2 separate regions of the Mus musculus genome follow, and region 1 is linked to region 2. A link is a loop called in an ENCODE intact Hi-C map of the cell type or tissue named here. Cell type or tissue: left cerebral cortex. All regions are shown on one strand.

Region 1 (8,000 bases), 230 kb before region 2:
TTCACAGCTGCTTGCCAGCTACATGAAGTCACACTTTAGTTCTCCTCAATGTGAAGGAGGCAGGAAAACCCCATAAAATCACTCTGAATGTGAAGTCTTAGTTGAGTGAACATGGTTTAGAGTATTCCAGAATGTTTTTTTTTTAAGATTTATTTTAACTGTATGTGTGTGTGTGTGTGTGTGCCTATGTATGTATGTGCACAGACAGGTGATTACAGAGGCCAGGGGAGAGTTCAGGCCAGGGGCAGCTGGAGTTACAGGTAGTTGTGAGCCACTGACATGGGGCCTAAGAACTGAACTTGGTCTTCTGTGAGCTGTATTTGCTCTTAACTGGTAAGCCAAATTTCCAGTCCTGCTGAATATGTTTTTAGCACAAACAGCACCACAGCAGATAGATTTTGTATGTAACAGTGTATGGTAATAACTTAACAAATTGATGTTTTATTAAATAATGGTAATCTTTTAGATTTTCATTGTGTAGATACAGGATCCTATTACCTGGGCAATGCTCTGATATACTCAACCTGAGCCTCCTTGATTTTTTGTTTTAAGGGTGGTGTGTGTGTGTGTGTGTGTGTGTGTGTGTGTGTGTGTGTGTTCAGGTCTTCTGCAAGAGTAGTACTCACTTTTAACCACTTGAATCTAGGCCCTCTAATATTTAACTTTCCCTACTAAGAATAAATATCTTGGTGTAGCCCTTTAGTTATTTTGTTAACTATTCCCACTGGGTAGATTTTCATAAGTGAAAGGAGATTCAAGCCTGCATTGAAGGATGATATTTCCAGTTAGGAGGAATGGCTTTCTTTGATGTAGACCCCTTAGACTCCAGTGAATGGCCTGTCGCCATTCTGATTTATATGGGGTGGTGGCAGAGATGAGGTTTTGTATGTGCCTTTTTAAATTTTCAAACGCCGTGTTATTGTAATTTTAAGGTATCTGCATAATGCCCTGCATTCCAAGGGGTTGAGAGTAGTTTATTCACAGTATTCATCATCAGCAAATGTAGGAAAGTGGACAAAATCTAAAGGAAGAGAAAAGGAGTCAGAATGTGAGCAGCATCCCCTGGGAGCCATCTGAGGACTGTTTATCTTCAAATAGACGTCCGCCATGCTATAAACCTTCATAGACATCCGCCATGCTATAAACCTTCACACTGGTGATGCTTTGCATCTGCCACATGTTATGCTGGATGTAAAGCACATATTAAATGAAAACCAAACTTATTTCAAGGTACAGAGACATGACTTTTTGAGAAGACTTCTAACATCTAGGTAGGACAGTGTGGACTAGCTGCTATCATAGATGTGATCTACATTTAAAACAATACCTGTAGGTGACAGGAAACCTGGGCAAAACAGGAAAAGATATTTCTTTTTCTTAAGATTTATTATAGCATTTATAATTTCAGAGTACTGCAGACCTATAAGGCATTGGAGACACAAATGCAGCTACCAGAATCTCACTTCAGCTTACCTTACCAATACCGCTGTTCCCTTTGGCTCAGTAATGTTGCATGCAGATGGGATCCGAAATAATTTATCTTGTGTTTAATGTTTTCACCTTTGTTCTGAAACTTCATAGAGAATATGTTTTATGTGACTGGCGTGACCGTTTAGTGGCTAAGAGTGTGTATTGTTCCTGCTAAGTCCCCAAGTTTGATTCTTACCACCAGGTGGCTCACAACCACCCAAATCTCCAAGTTCAGGGAACCTGACATCTTTTGCCTCCAAGAGCGCCTACATTCACACACAGACACACACCACATTCACACACAGACACACACCTACATTCACACACAGACACACACCACATTCACACACAGACACACACCTACATTCACACACAGACACACACCTACATTCACACACAGACACACAACTACATTCACACACAGACACACACCACATTCACACACAGACACACACCACATTCACACACAGACACACACCACATTCACACACAGACACACACCACAACAGAGATAACTCAAAATAAAACCAAGTGCTTGAAAAAAGAATGTTTTCAAAATGTAAGTCATCTGACATTGCTTCACTGGTTTCAAATATGGAAGAAGCAGTCTTTTGTAACCCAAATAAATATTTTACCTAAAGTTATGGTATGCTTTCCTTTATATATATATGTATGTATATATAAATGGCAGTTTTTATGGCCAACAGTTACTGTCATGATAATTTTACACTTGTACAGTATACATTCATTTTGGCGTGCTCTTTGTTTACTGGCAATGCTTGAGAAGGAACCCAGGTCTTTGCCAGTGCCAGGCAAATCCTGAACCACGGAGATGAAGCTCTGACCCTCTCTTCCTCCCTCCCTCCCTCTCTTCTTTTCTCTCTTTCCCTCTCTTTCTTTTAAGCCAGGATCTCAGGTAGGCAGGTCTGCTGAGGACAACCTTGAACTTCTAACACGCCTGTCCTCTGCCTGGATTAAGCTGGATACCACCAGCCCTGGTTTCCTGTATTTGTGACAATGGAATCATATAGCCTATCTGAAAAAACTGACACACACTGTAGACCCTCAGTAACTGTGGCTTTCTTCTTTCCCAACTCACTTAAGAAAAAGTCCAAGCCTTAGTCTTGTTTCCACTAGAACAAACTGTAGGTTTTGATTGAGGTGTAATAAAGGTGGCCAGGTCAAGGATACCCAAGTCATGCCTATCCCATTCCACCCTCCACACAGGGCCCAAAATTCAGCAACAGAAGAGACGGAGTAGCCAGGAATGGAAACAGGAATGGCCACGCTGTGACTATCCTTCACTGACACGGGCTTGTTGCAACTTCAAATAAATACTGTCCAGGCCTGAGGCCGCCCAGCAACACAAATGGAGTGCTTCCCAATGGTCCAGTTCACTGAAAATGAAAGGATCAGAATGTGGGCAATCTCTGGTTGATCCCACCTTCACTCACATTTTGATTAGTATCTGTCTCCTGACAAGACATGTGCGTTTTAGACAGTGGTCTAAGTTCATGGGTTTATGATGCGTGCAGAATATCAGAATTTGGAACTGTTCTTTTCCTTTGTTTTATGATTATATCTATGCCCTCTTGTACAGGTTGGCCTTGAGAAACCCTTTGTGTCGATTTCACCAAGAAGTAGAAACTTTTAGACATCGGGCCATCTCTGATACCTGGCTGACAGTGAACCGCATGGAGCAGTACAGGACAGAATACAGAGGAGCGTTGTTGTGGATGAAGGATGTGTCTCAGGAACTTGATCCAGACCTCTACAAGCAAATGGAGAAGTTCAGGAAGGTAAGAAGTTTTTTGAGGGTTGTCAAAATGGCCACCTTGCTAGAAGGCAACCAAGTGTGATTTGAATCCCTCTGGTAAAACAGACATAACTCAAAAGCACCAAGGATACAATTAACCATTGCTGACATTTTTTTAAAAATGTGACAGAATAGCAATTAATGTGATATATAATTCTCTAAGGATAAGAGAGGAGACAGCTGGAAATTGCTGGGATTTTGTAGCTGGTTTTAATTGAAGTCAGATTTTCATATAATGTGCACTTTTTTTTATAAGGTTGTCACTTGTAGATGTCTCTTCATGCATAACTAAAAATCCAGAGCACATACATCTAGAAAGTGAAACTAGGCTGTTTAACAAGTCTTTCTAATTGATGATTCATGTTGAAACCAGCAAAACAATAACAGTTCTTTTATGACATATTCAGAGGCTCTGGGATATAGTTGTGTGGTTAGCTAGAATGGTATTGACTCTCCCTGCTATTGATCCCTTCAGAAATTTCTCTGAGCAACATTAGAGCAAAAGAAAATGAATATTCTGTTTAATTTTCCTGAGGAATAATAATCTTCGGTTCCTTAAAAAAGAAAAAAATAAGAAGAAAAATTACATTGTGTTAATGTAGCCAGTCGGAGCCTTTTGTCCACAGGAATCCAACCTACCACTGGGTGGCAGCCGTACACTGAACATGTGAACATGTGGCCTGATTCTGTAGTGGTTTGTACAATCTTGGTAGTTCTTTGTTTGGGCAACTGAGTGTGTTTTAGGGCATAAAAGAAAAAAAGGGGCCAAATGTTGGGCTTGGCATAATATTGTGTCAACTCCCTTAGTCACTTCAACTGATCCATTCATAATTAGAAATGTTGTTTAAAAGGCTTAGACTCCTTTTTAGGGACATCACTTTGGAACTATGAACCTGGAACCCTGGCTGGTATGTAGAAGGTTGAGCCGGGAGTCAAGGAACAGACCAAAAGAGCTTCTCTTGTTCAAGACAGTGGTCACTGCTTCTTGACCTAGGTACTAGAGCAACAGAAATTCCTCTGGAAGTTTTTCTTGGTTTGTAGTTCAGACTCCCTCCCTGTGAAGGGAACCAGCCTCATTTTCTCTCCTTTTTTTTTTTTTTTTTTTTTTTTAACATGTCAGCATAAGCCTTCTCTGAAAGGCAGGCTGGCTGCCCAGGCAGAGGTGAGACTGTGAAGTTTATCTCATCTTCGAAGAAGATGTAAATGGAACTCATTCATCCTTTGAAAGAGAAAAAAAATATCAGACGTCATGGTAGTAAACAAATCAAATGTTTTTGGTTCGGTAACTAGATGCTGGTGACCCCAGGCTGTTTTGCAAGTTTTCTGACTTCGTAATTAGGCCAGTCATTTATTTTGTCATTAGTATTTTATTTGGGGATTGAGGATAATGGGGGTGGAATTGGTATTAGGAAAAAGAAAGAATGAGAGAAAAAAAAAAAACTGACTCCAGAGCACATTGCTGATGACGTGCAGCCTTAATGTTTACCATAATCAACACACATTTTTTTTTCTTTTGTAGAAAGACCCATGGTAGGTAGCTAACCTGAGGTCGAACAAGGAAATGGAAGCCAGAATCTTTGAAAATAGATACAATTTCCCCACCAAGAGACAAAGGAAGTCAAACAGTATACCTAGAAGTGGCACAGGCAGTTTCATAGTAACACCTGCTTGCAAGCCCTTTGTTCAGTGCAGAGTTTCTGGGTCCCTCCAGTGTGCCAGGACAAGAAAACAGTTATTCTGGAAGGCCAAAGAATTTTGTGGGTGTTTGTGTTTATCTGGTTTTGTTTGGTGGGAGGTGGTTGCTAGCTGTTTAAGACTGAAACAGAAACCAAGTTCTTCGTCATTTGGTTTGAACATAGAAACATTTGCCATCGTTTAATGCCATCAATCTCCATCCTGGAAAATATGGGTAGGTTTGGTTTTTATTTTGAATCCTTTACTGCGAAGTAGTAGCTGAAGCTGTGCCTGCCCCCCCTAATCCTGTGTGTGCTGGATTCAATTTAATAGCTGGATGTGGTGAACTTGGACTTGGGGATAGAATATTTTTGAGAGAAGAGTGATCTTCAAGCGTAATTTTTGGTTATTCTTGACTCGAGGAGAACAGGAGACTGCATTGGTTCTCTCCAGAGCCTAACCCCAGAGTCAGTCCTGTGCCCAGCCCCAAGTTGGCACTTACATGGCAAGTCTTCCAGGCAGAGTCTAAGGGGCCAGAGGACCTCTCCTTAGATCACTTACCATCCCCATTGCATGTAGGTGACCTCCTGGTGCCTTGGAAATCAGCATATGTGATTGCTCAGGTAAAAACAAAAAGCAGGACTGTGTGGTTTGCTGCTGTCTCTGGAATGCTCTAAAATGCAAGTTTTCGGTTCTGCTACAGTGTATTTGCAAATTAACTCTACGTTAGCTTTAGAGTCCTGTGCAGGTGAGATCCCATCTTAAATAGAGTCTCTGTTTATCTCCCAGGAGTGTGTTACCTAAGTCACTGGCCTCAAAGACTCAAGGTGTGTCTGTAAGGCATTGTCTCCTCAGCTTTACCTCCTCCTCCCCAGTGCAGCTGATAAAGCCAGGACTTCACGTATTCTAGAGGAGACAAAGTTCTAATTTTTACTTTCATGGTTATGACCCCCTATTTGGAATTTTCAGAATGTGTCCATTCATTCATTTGCATAGTCAACAAATGATATTGAAGCCCAGTTACATGCCAGCTACCACAGAGGAGTGTAGCTCCTGTCTCGTGTGATCATTTGGGCATGAGACAAGTAAACAGGAGGCAGTGTGTTGAATGGTCATCTGAGTTGAAATAGTACTACAAATAAAAAATCTAGACAGGGCATCCCAGATGAGGCAGCACCCCTCCCCCCAACAATAACAAAGAATGAACAATAGTATGGTAGTTCTTGTTTGTCAACTTGACGTCTAGAATCACCTAGGAGCTGGTCTCTGGGCTGAGCCTGACAAGATAGTGTTATCTTAATTACATTCATTGATGTGGGGAGACCCATCTTAATTGTAGACTGAACCATTTCATGGCTTGGGTCCTGGAGTGAATGAAGAAAAGAGGGAGAGTTGAGAGAGCAGACGATTTTCTTCTGCCTGTGAGAGCAATATGACCAGCTACTTCAAGCTCCTGCCGCCTTGATTTGCTTTTATGATAGGCTGTGCCTTGAACAATAAGCTAAAAGAAACCCATCCGCCATACAGTTGCTTTTGTCAACAGAAAAGAAACCAAGACAAATAGAAAGGACCTGGACAGAGGGGTGGGAAACAGCAGTGGTTAGCTGAGGAGTCAATGTGGGCAAAGGCCCGAGGTAGAAGCAATAGAACTCCTAGAAGCAGCATCAAGTGATGTAAATGTAGAGACATAGGTGCCTAAGCAACATGGCCTGAGAGACAAGCAAGACTAGAGAAAGAGATATAGATACACAGACACACATGCACATGCGCGAATGCGTGTACGCGCGCACACGCAAACATATTCTAGGCCTTCTAGGATCTGTGAGTGATATATGGTGGGATTCTTAGACCTGTCTGACTCCATTTGAAAGTACAAAATACACACACACACACACACACACACACACACACACACACACACACACAAATCTGTAAGGAGGGAGTGGAAAAAGTGTTGAGAAAGGGATGGGTGTTACAAAATTTGTGTTCACAACTCAGTCAGATGTCATGTTAGAACAGGGAGCAGAAGAGTAGAAACCAAATAAAATATGGCACACCTGGGTCCTGGCAGGATGAAGACCAGAGAGAAACACAGTCTGACCTCTGGTAGACTCAGTAAAGCGTCACTTTGATTACAAAGCCAGAATAAACATAAATGAAAGTCAAATTGGAAGGGAATTTTCACCTCCAACATTGGGTTAATTTCCCCCCCTAGCATTTCTCAAATGTCTTGAAACCTTTTATACAGCACAGTCACGAGTGCGCAAGACAGAGCTGGTGAGTGAAAGTTTCACATAAAACAAAGCAAATGATCTGGCACTCTCTGAAGCCCAGGGGCTAGAGATGGCTCCGCACATCAACATTAGGAGTTGTGACTAAGTGTTCCTGTCAGAGAACTGAGGACACAGAGACCAAAGCTTGCTCCTAGCCCTCTGCAAGAGCCCTGCTAGTCATCTGCTCCTTGTCAAAATGACTCGGAGAAAAGAGATATATGGAGAGTCAGGGCCACATGGAGCAGCTCTCCAGGCTACCTCGTAGGAACCCAAGGGTGGATTTATGTAGGTGGGGCTGCTTGTCCCTGTACTGTAGGAGGCTCCTCCTCACATCATGGTTCACCCTAGTACCACGCGGTATTTTATGAGTGAGGTTAGTGTGTGATATATGTGCCCTTTGAAGGTAGAGTAAGAGGGTAGGATTTAAAAATAGAACCCAGCTTCTCATAGCAGATTACATCAGCTGAAGCTGAGAGCCCAGCAGAGCCTCTGAAGTCTGTGCCCTTGAGAGCCTCTGTGGTCAATTAAGTGTCTTGTTTTTCTTGAACGTCAGAAATGGGATGGGAGGTAATTATTCTAAATGGAATAAAAGCTAGCCTAGGTGTAAGAAAATAGTTCTGAAGCCTCTAAAGAGATAGCATGGAAATGTATATGTGGGCATTTGTAGGACTCAGCCTTTATAGTCAAGGGTGCAGGAACCACTGCCTTAACCTGAGCCATTTACTAAATAGTTTAATTAAATCCTGCAGCATTAGCTCAGTGTTTCA
Region 2 (8,000 bases):
TCTATTTGTTACCTACTATTTTATTTGTTTAGTGTTTAAATACATGGGTTTATTCTTGGATTTCAGAAAGCAACTACTTTATATTTTATTTAGATCATTATTAATGACTTTATCTCAAGATCATTAATTTTAACTCTAATACTTTGCTTTGGTCTTATTTGAATTGTTCTACTTATCTCAAAGGTAGAGTTTGTATATTACCATCACAAAAAAATTACTATTTGCATAATACTTTATGATTTTCATCTATTACAAGCACATCACAGGGAGCCATAAGATGCATTCATTAGCTTGTCATTCACCACTTCAAGACCCTTCAGAATCAAACAGGGGAAGGATGACATTTTGTTAATAACAGAAGTTCAGAAATGAATATAAATAATAACCTTGAAGTTTTGAAATACACAAGAAAGAAAAATTACAAAAAGAGAATGATCCAGGAACAGCAACACAACACAACTTTCAATTTGTAATTACCAAGCTTCTAAGTAAAGCATGATGTTAGCAGGCTTATGCATATTCCATTAAGGTAGCATTTAAGCTACGGTACAAAAACAAAGAGAATTACTATCTTTCTGTTGGATGTTAAAGTACAATACGATAAATCTTAAAACTGGTTGCTCCTCTTTACAGCATTGTTTTCTCCCCGTTTTCTGACCCAAGCACCAACTCTTACTTAGCTTAACCCCATAAATATGCATGCTAGGAGTGTTTATGAGAAAAACAGACACTGGATTCAAAATCCTGCTTACAATTCTTTGTGATACAAGAATAAGAAAACTTAGTTTCTATACTTTCTTCCATAGTTAGACAAAAGGGGAATAAAATTCTGAATGCTTCCTTGTCACCCATAATCCAAATTCCCAGAGCTCTGAAAGCTTTTTGTAAACAACGTACATCTCCATGAAATACATATCCCGAGTCAATGTCTACCTAAAAAGTGTTGTGTGTCATTTCTCAAGACATAATATAATGTCTAGCCTCCCACTTTGAGAGGTGCAAAAAAGGAAGGAGGCGAGCAGAGGAAGAAACGGTGCACGTTGTTGTTTTTCATTCATGCAGTAGAGTGATGTCAGTGTCAGTGTCTGCAGCAGCAGCAGCAGCAGCAGCAGCAGCAGCAGCGCTTTGGTCAATGGAGACTAAAACCCCCTGACGCCGGAACCTGAGTGAATTCAATGGAAACTCATTGCAACTGTTAAGTCTCAGGAGAGATTTGAAGTGGCTAAGCAGACAGAACGTATTACTTACATGTTGTACTTTCAATATGGGCAGAGGAGAACAAGGCAGAATGTGGACCAATAACATAGTGATAATACAATCAAGAAACTAGGAGCACAAGAGCATGCTTTCAAAAATCACTTCAATGCAAGAAACTGACAAAACACCTAATGCTACACATAGCACAACTACAGCACAGAAAGCTCCTCAATTCCTAGCACAAGCTGTGACCCTGCAAATCTGTCTACTGCACAAACAGACTCAAAACCAAGTGTTTTCATCGTGATTGCATTAAACTCTGGTGTGCCATTCTACAACAAAGAGTAGAATTTAATCCTGATCACAAATTTCATTAAAACTGCTTCATGATGGGGCATGTAATTCCTAAGCAATTAGGGCTTTTGAAGGATGTAGAAAAACAAGTTGTACTATTATCTGTGCTAAGATGTTACTGTTTATCAACAAAAGGAAAGGAGGTGCTAGGTGCCCATTGTATTTTTGCAGCAATTGCCAAAACTTCTCAAACACAGCCCACAAAATCCTCTGCACACAATCTACAATTCCTATTTTTATTTTATTTTCACATTGTTCCTAAAAGAAACCCCCCCAAACTCCCATTAACAAACTGTTAAAGCTAAATCATTCAAAAACGGCTGTGACTGCTGCTGCTTTTCTTTCTGTTACCTCTCATTTAACACAGCTCCAAAAAATGTGCAAGGGAGTTGCATATGGCATTAATCTGTTAGAAAATGGTGGAGTTTTCCATAAAATACACCCAAGGATGTGTGTTCAGTTGTGGTCATTATTAGGGCGATCACGTTGTTTTCATTCATTCATTCAGGATTTGCTGGAGGATGTCAGTTTCTGCAGCAGCTGGCTTGACCTGGGGGAGGAGTGGGGAGCAATTCCCTCCTGGTGCATACAGATTACAGGATGTATTTCTTGGTGCTCCTGCACTTATTCCACCGCACTAACATCCTACCCAGAGGCTTACCATCAAGGGATCTGAAAGCAAGTGCTTTAGCAACATGCTAATTACACATCTAAATTAAAGCTAAAAATACCTAAACTTTGATCTATCATATTGCAATCCCTTTCCCTAACTCTAAACACCTTAAGAACGTCCACCTTAAACAAAAAAACCCCACATACCACACAAACATTGTATGAAGCTTGGTAGTATTTCCCTTCTGAGCAGGCTTTTTTGTTGTTTTCTTTCCCTACTCCGAATGATTCCTTCCACAATGCTGCAGTAGTAGCAGCAGCAGCAGCAACTGTAGCTCTAGGCTGGTATCTAAGAATATTAGGTACTCGACTCTCCCTTATGGCCGGTTACGTCCCTGTTTTGCCTAATTTTCTTTTTCTCCCCCAGGAGTCAACTAGTTCATGCAGTATGTCCCTAGGCATAAACAAAACCAAACCCAAACAGAAAACATTAAGGGGAGTCCACAACATCCTCCCACTCACCATTACCTTTGATACCTAACAAAAAAGAAAGGAGATCTCTCTACACAGCTCAGCTGAACTGCTAAGTATACTTAAAGATGCAAGGAAAAAGTGAACACACTCCACAAACAGGCTTTAAGAAATTCACCACGAAAACCACCATTCCGGCATAAGCCATTTGTAGTGCAGTAGTGATCTAATACATGACTATATAAAGTAGAGGAGAGGATGGATAAACAGCATACACTTTAAACTGCCTCCCCTACACATGCAAAGGATATTCTAACAACCTAACTACCGCCATCAAGTCTCCAAAACACAAACATACTCCAGACAAGAACTTTGTGGGAAAGCACAAAGGCTGCAGAGATTACCACTACCACCTTATGCCCCGCTAGAGAGTTTGTGTGCGTGTTTAAGGGTTTCACACGGCTCCTCCTTGCCCGGCTCCAAACACAGAAAGCTAATAAGCTATTAAACCGAAACACTTTTCTTTTGCAGGCGAGGGATGCAAGATAAAATCTGAGTGGCGGTGTGAGGGTCGGATAAAAGTTGATTTCCAGGTCGCTCCTCCAAGCCCTGCAGCGACCTCAGGGTGGGGGGTGAGATTCCCAAAGCCACTTTCACACCTTCGGTAATGCACTAGCAAACAGAAGCCCGGAGAGGCTGAAGTTTTCCACGCAGGGCACCGTCGGGGAGACGCAGCCCGGGAGGACGGGAGGGTTGGGCTCGCTACCTCTGCACACGGGCGAGCCGGGACTCCGTCTCTCAGGTGAGCTGCTCCTCCGCCGGCTCTCGGGGGACCGTCTCGGGCGGCCCTTGGCGCGAGGCGCCTGCTCGGCTGGGGCAGCGGCCGGCGGTGGAGTCGGGCTGGACGGGCTGGGGCCGCGGGCCCCTCCGGGCCCGGAGAGACTGCCGAGCGCGGCGGCGGCGGTGGCGGCGGCGGCGGCCGGGCGCGTGGGGCTGTGCTGGCTGCCCCGCAGGAGCTGGTAGGGCACCGTGGCGCGGATGGGCTGCAGCAGCCGACCGGCTCCCGCAGCCGGTGCGCAGCTCCCGGCCGGCCCCGTCCCGCTCCCGGCAGCGGCGGGCGGGGAGCCCGCGGTGCTGCGCCGCATCCTCTGCGGCGCGGAGTGAGGGGTCTGAGAGGAACTGGAGGACGCAGTGGACATGGTGGCTCCGCGGGCGGGCGGGCGGGCGGGCGCGCGAGCGAGCGTGTGGGAGCCGGCGCCGCGGTGCGTGCGATGTGTACGGGGGAGGGGCGGGGAGGGGCGGAGCCGCGGGGCTCCCCTTCCGACGCGCACCCCGCCGCCGAGGGGGAGGGGACGCCGCGACGGCCAACGTCCAACGGCTCAACCGCCCCGCGGCGCTCTGCGGGGCGCTCACGGCAGAGCCCGCGTCGAGCCCATGGCCGCCGCCGCCGCCGCCCCGGGCATCGCGCTGACAGGGCACTCGCCCGCTTCCCGCGGCTGCTCAGCCCTCGCGGGGGGTCGCCCGCGCGACACGACTCGGCGACCACGGGCAGCGCCGGGACTTTAGCCTCGGAGGAGAGAAAGGGGCCTCGAGGCGCCTCGCGCTGCGCGTAACCCGCGCCACCGCAAACGCCGCCGCCGCTGCCGCCGCCACCTCGACCCGCTTCTCACTCGGAATGGCAACTAATCCTGTGTCGGCGCCCCGCCTCCGGCCCCGCCTCTGGGCGTTCCGGACCCGGCTCCTGCGGCTGCGAGCGCTGTGATTGGCAGCGCCACCCTACTCCGGGATGCCAAGGAATGGTTGTATTGTCGGAGTGAGAGGAGACTCGGCCAATTACAGTACCACGTTTCCGCTCTGGGGGCGGAGCATGGAAGTGGATGAGAGAGGCGGGCCTCGCGCGGAGGGAGGGACTTAAGAGTTGACAGGCTTTGAGGTGAGGGTCAGGTTAGAAAAGTGGGTCCATACGTGCCCTGCGCGGACTCCGACGCCCAAAGACACGCGCGCGCTGCGATAAGCAAGTTACAAGGATTCCACCCTCCAGTGCTCTCTACAACCTGGGGCTGAGGACGCTGAAGCCAAACTAATTTTGCAAATACACCTGCATCCGGTGAGATGTTTTAGTTAAAGCTGAGTGAAGGATCCTTAACCCTTTTAATCTTAGAAATGTCTTTAAGTGTCCTAGTCGCCTTGTGAATCAAAACAACTTCAGGATTAGTGTATGGATGCTACATTGAACAAAATGCACCTGCCATTACAACCTGTTTGTCGTTACAGGGTAGGGTGGAGAACATCACATTCTGAATTGTACACGTCAACAAGAAAATTTACAGCATCGCATCATCAGATTTATTAATGGAGAGCACCTAGTTTACTACCCCGGAGCTGATGGTCTCTTGGGAGAAAGACCAGGCATAATGTAACAATTCATTGTGGTCATTTCCTCTGTGTGATGGCACTGGGGGTTATTCTTCTGCAAGGAAAATGAGAAGTACGAAGATTTTAGATGGGCATAAGAAAGTATATAAAACCCTAATCAGGAATAGTTAAAGCTCTACATCAGATACCTCCTATTAATTCACATGAGATAAACAAAAACATAAGATTTTACAAAATAAAGAAGTGGCGTGTCAGATTGGCGTCTGCCTGGTGTCTGCCCACACTGGCAAGCTTCCTGATTCCAGGCACTAAATGATCAGTTTCACTCAGAGGAGCCACCTTTCTCTGCTTCCCTGTGTGGTCAGACAGAAATTAAATGAAATTAAATGAAAATTTTTAAAAAAATAAGAAAAAATAAGAAGCACAGTAAATTGTTGTTTAGAAAAAATATTGATGATGCCTAATCAAAATACAAAAAATAGCATCTAGTACTATATCCTACTATATTAGTCATAGTTCTATGCTTTATCACATATAAAAATAATAGCTAATGTTTACTAAACATTCACCACGTGCTAGCCACTGTTCTAAGGACATTATTATGTGTTAACTCATTCGTTCTTCACATAATCCACAAGGTATGTGCTGTTATTATCCTCCCTGCTTTATCTGGGGCACAAAGACACTAATTGTCTTGTCTGAGATCACTCAGCTAAGTGGAAGCTGAGGCCAGAGGGACCCAGGCAGGCGTCTGAAGAAGCCCTGTGCCCTTAGTACCTCCAAGCAGAAGATGCGTGTTCTGATTAAGAGACTTTATGGTAGCTCACAGATGTCCAAACGAGCTTTTAGACATGACTAGCAGCTCCCTTTTCTTACTTTCTAGAACAAATTATACTTTAATTATCTATAGAACAAAATAACTTTAAAATTTGACATAATTTGTCTATTGTATTAATTTTTTCATCTAAAGATTAATGGTTTCACTAAGTATAACCTTTTGTGAATAGAAACAATAAATGGCTTCTTTTGGTGGGTTTTTTTTTTTTGGAATAGCAAGAATAAGATTACAACAATGTTATACTAAAATGTATAAAGGTTTTAAACTACTGATAAATGTCTAACGTTGGTAATTTGATCACAGCACAGCTTCATTATAGAAATGTCATCTTGGGTCACCTCTGGACCAACCTCAACACATTAGATGATCATGATTCTAAAGTCATAGTGAGCCACCGTTGGCAATGGTCAGTAGCAGTTCGTTTGGATCAAAAACAATAGAGCTGGCCATAATTTTAGGTTTCTTGTTCATTCAGATCTGATGTAATAAGTTTAAGTTGTATCTAAAATCTAAATGAGAGAATTTGCATGAGTTTTTAAGTGCCAATTTTTTAATGCATCTCATGCTAGAAATTGAACCCAAAGTCTTGAATAGGTTGCTCAAAATGCTGTGCCATTGAATTACCCACAGATACTATCTGATCTTACAATATTACTTTTACTTTCTGGTAACTCATCATGAGTTTTTTGAAATTCCAATCATTTTCTCTTTATTCAAGAAAATATGGTTCCCTCTAAAAACTTTATTCTCATGATGGTCATACCTAAGAATTTAAATGAGCTACAATAAATGCAGCATCTGCCTTCAAATGCCTGTTAGTTAAATGTGTGATAATTTGTTCTTACTGCAGATGGTAACAAAAGCCAAGAGAATATAGAAGCATTGGAAAAAGTAAATATTATTACAGACTTATTTCTAGCTAAACACTATACATCAGATACAATAAACCCTGTAGCCACAGTATGGGTTGCTGGGTTTGAAGTCCACTGTTATACTACTGTAGCATAGACAGGCCCTGTGCAATTTCCCTGTTCATTGAGTGTGAGTGTAATGACCTCTGAACTTGTTACATAAGGCCTAATGTTAGTTATAAACCCATTACTACACTGCTCTGTCCTGAGGGAGTGAAAGCACAAGTTGATAACTTTAGAAACACCTTTGTTGGCTCAGTGGGTAAAAAAGAAAGCACTTGGTCAAATCTGACCACATGAGTGTGATTCCCCAGAACTCAGTATAGAAAGATAGGGGCAGTTTGCCCAAGAAATTGAACCCAGAGCCTTCCATAGGCTGCTCAAAGTGCTGTGCCATTAAGTTACCCCCAGATACTATCTAATCTTACAATATTATTTTCACTTTCTGGTAACTCATCAGGAGTTACCAGAAATTTCTTCTGATCTACTCAAGTGTGCAAGCACACACACACACACACACACACAGACAGACAGACAGACACACAAACATGCACAACACTCCATCCAAACTAAATGCATGTAATTAAAATTATAATAATGAACACCTCTTTTCTCAGGCCTCATATTTTGGATATTTATGGAACAACAATTTGCAAATCCCAGAACCATCCATAGACTAACCTAGAACAGGAGAAAGGAGACGTTTCCAACTACATGCAATTAACAATAAGCTGCCCCTCATAGAGAGAGAACAGAATGAAAAAATTGTGAGGCCTTGTAGAACTACCAGTTCCATCTGCTTGGTTCTTCTACCCATGCTTTTAAGACTTAATGCCTTCCAGTTTGAATATGATTTGTCCCCTAAAAGTCATGCTGAGGTTTATCCCCAATGTGAGATATTAAGAATGGGGAAACTCAGAGCTGCGGAGGTGGCCTAGCTGTTAAAAGCACTTGCTCCTTTTCTAGAGGACCTAGAGTCAAATCTCAGTATCCACGTGATGTTTCACAACTACCTGTAACCATCACCTGTAATTAGGTCCTGGCATGTCATCTCCAAGCTTATTACCCTAGTCTGCTAACCTAGGCCTGCCCCTGGAAACTTCTCGTTTCCATATAATCTAATCTAGGCCTACAATGTTTTCAGCTTCTGGGACCTGCTGCTGAATAAGCTAGCCCCTTTCTAGTTCTTTCTGAACTTCTGCTGTTTTGGCTCAAATCTCCTCTCCACACTAACAGATTCA

The links. Peaks named below come from ENCODE experiments on the same cell type or tissue, not always from the same donor. Only the 100,000 strongest peaks of a DNase experiment are listed, where the experiment ranks them.
Region 1: it touches region 2 in a loop (4-fold over the local background); 16 of 42 quality-filtered maps call a loop at or near these places.

Annotation. Positions count from the first base shown.
Region 1 is chr6:8,732,286-8,740,285 of GRCm38, reverse strand. Ica1 (islet cell autoantigen 1) reads left to right here. Exons shown (of 14, transcript NM_010492.3): 6 at 3,071-3,269. Among named protein-coding and RNA genes, the nearest start is that of Ica1, 42 kb to the left of the region's middle. In left cerebral cortex, CTCF peaks have their summits at 1,432, 1,631 (motif pointing right) and 3,920 (motif pointing right); DNase peaks (open chromatin) are centred at 1,667 and 3,936.
Region 2 is chr6:8,505,720-8,513,719 of GRCm38, reverse strand. It overlaps Glcci1 (glucocorticoid induced transcript 1), which reads right to left and starts at 4,120. Exons shown (of 8, transcript NM_133236.3): 1 at 3,401-4,120. The coding sequence starts at 3,833. A430035B10Rik (RIKEN cDNA A430035B10 gene) reads left to right here and starts at 4,559. Exons shown (of 2, transcript NR_040452.1): 1 at 4,559-4,741; 2 at 4,909-6,661. In left cerebral cortex, CTCF peaks have their summits at 2,341, 2,547, 4,152 and 4,412; DNase peaks (open chromatin) are centred at 2,747, 3,397, 4,038, 4,415 and 3 more places; H3K4me3 peaks cover 4,802 bases; H3K27ac peaks cover 3,238 bases.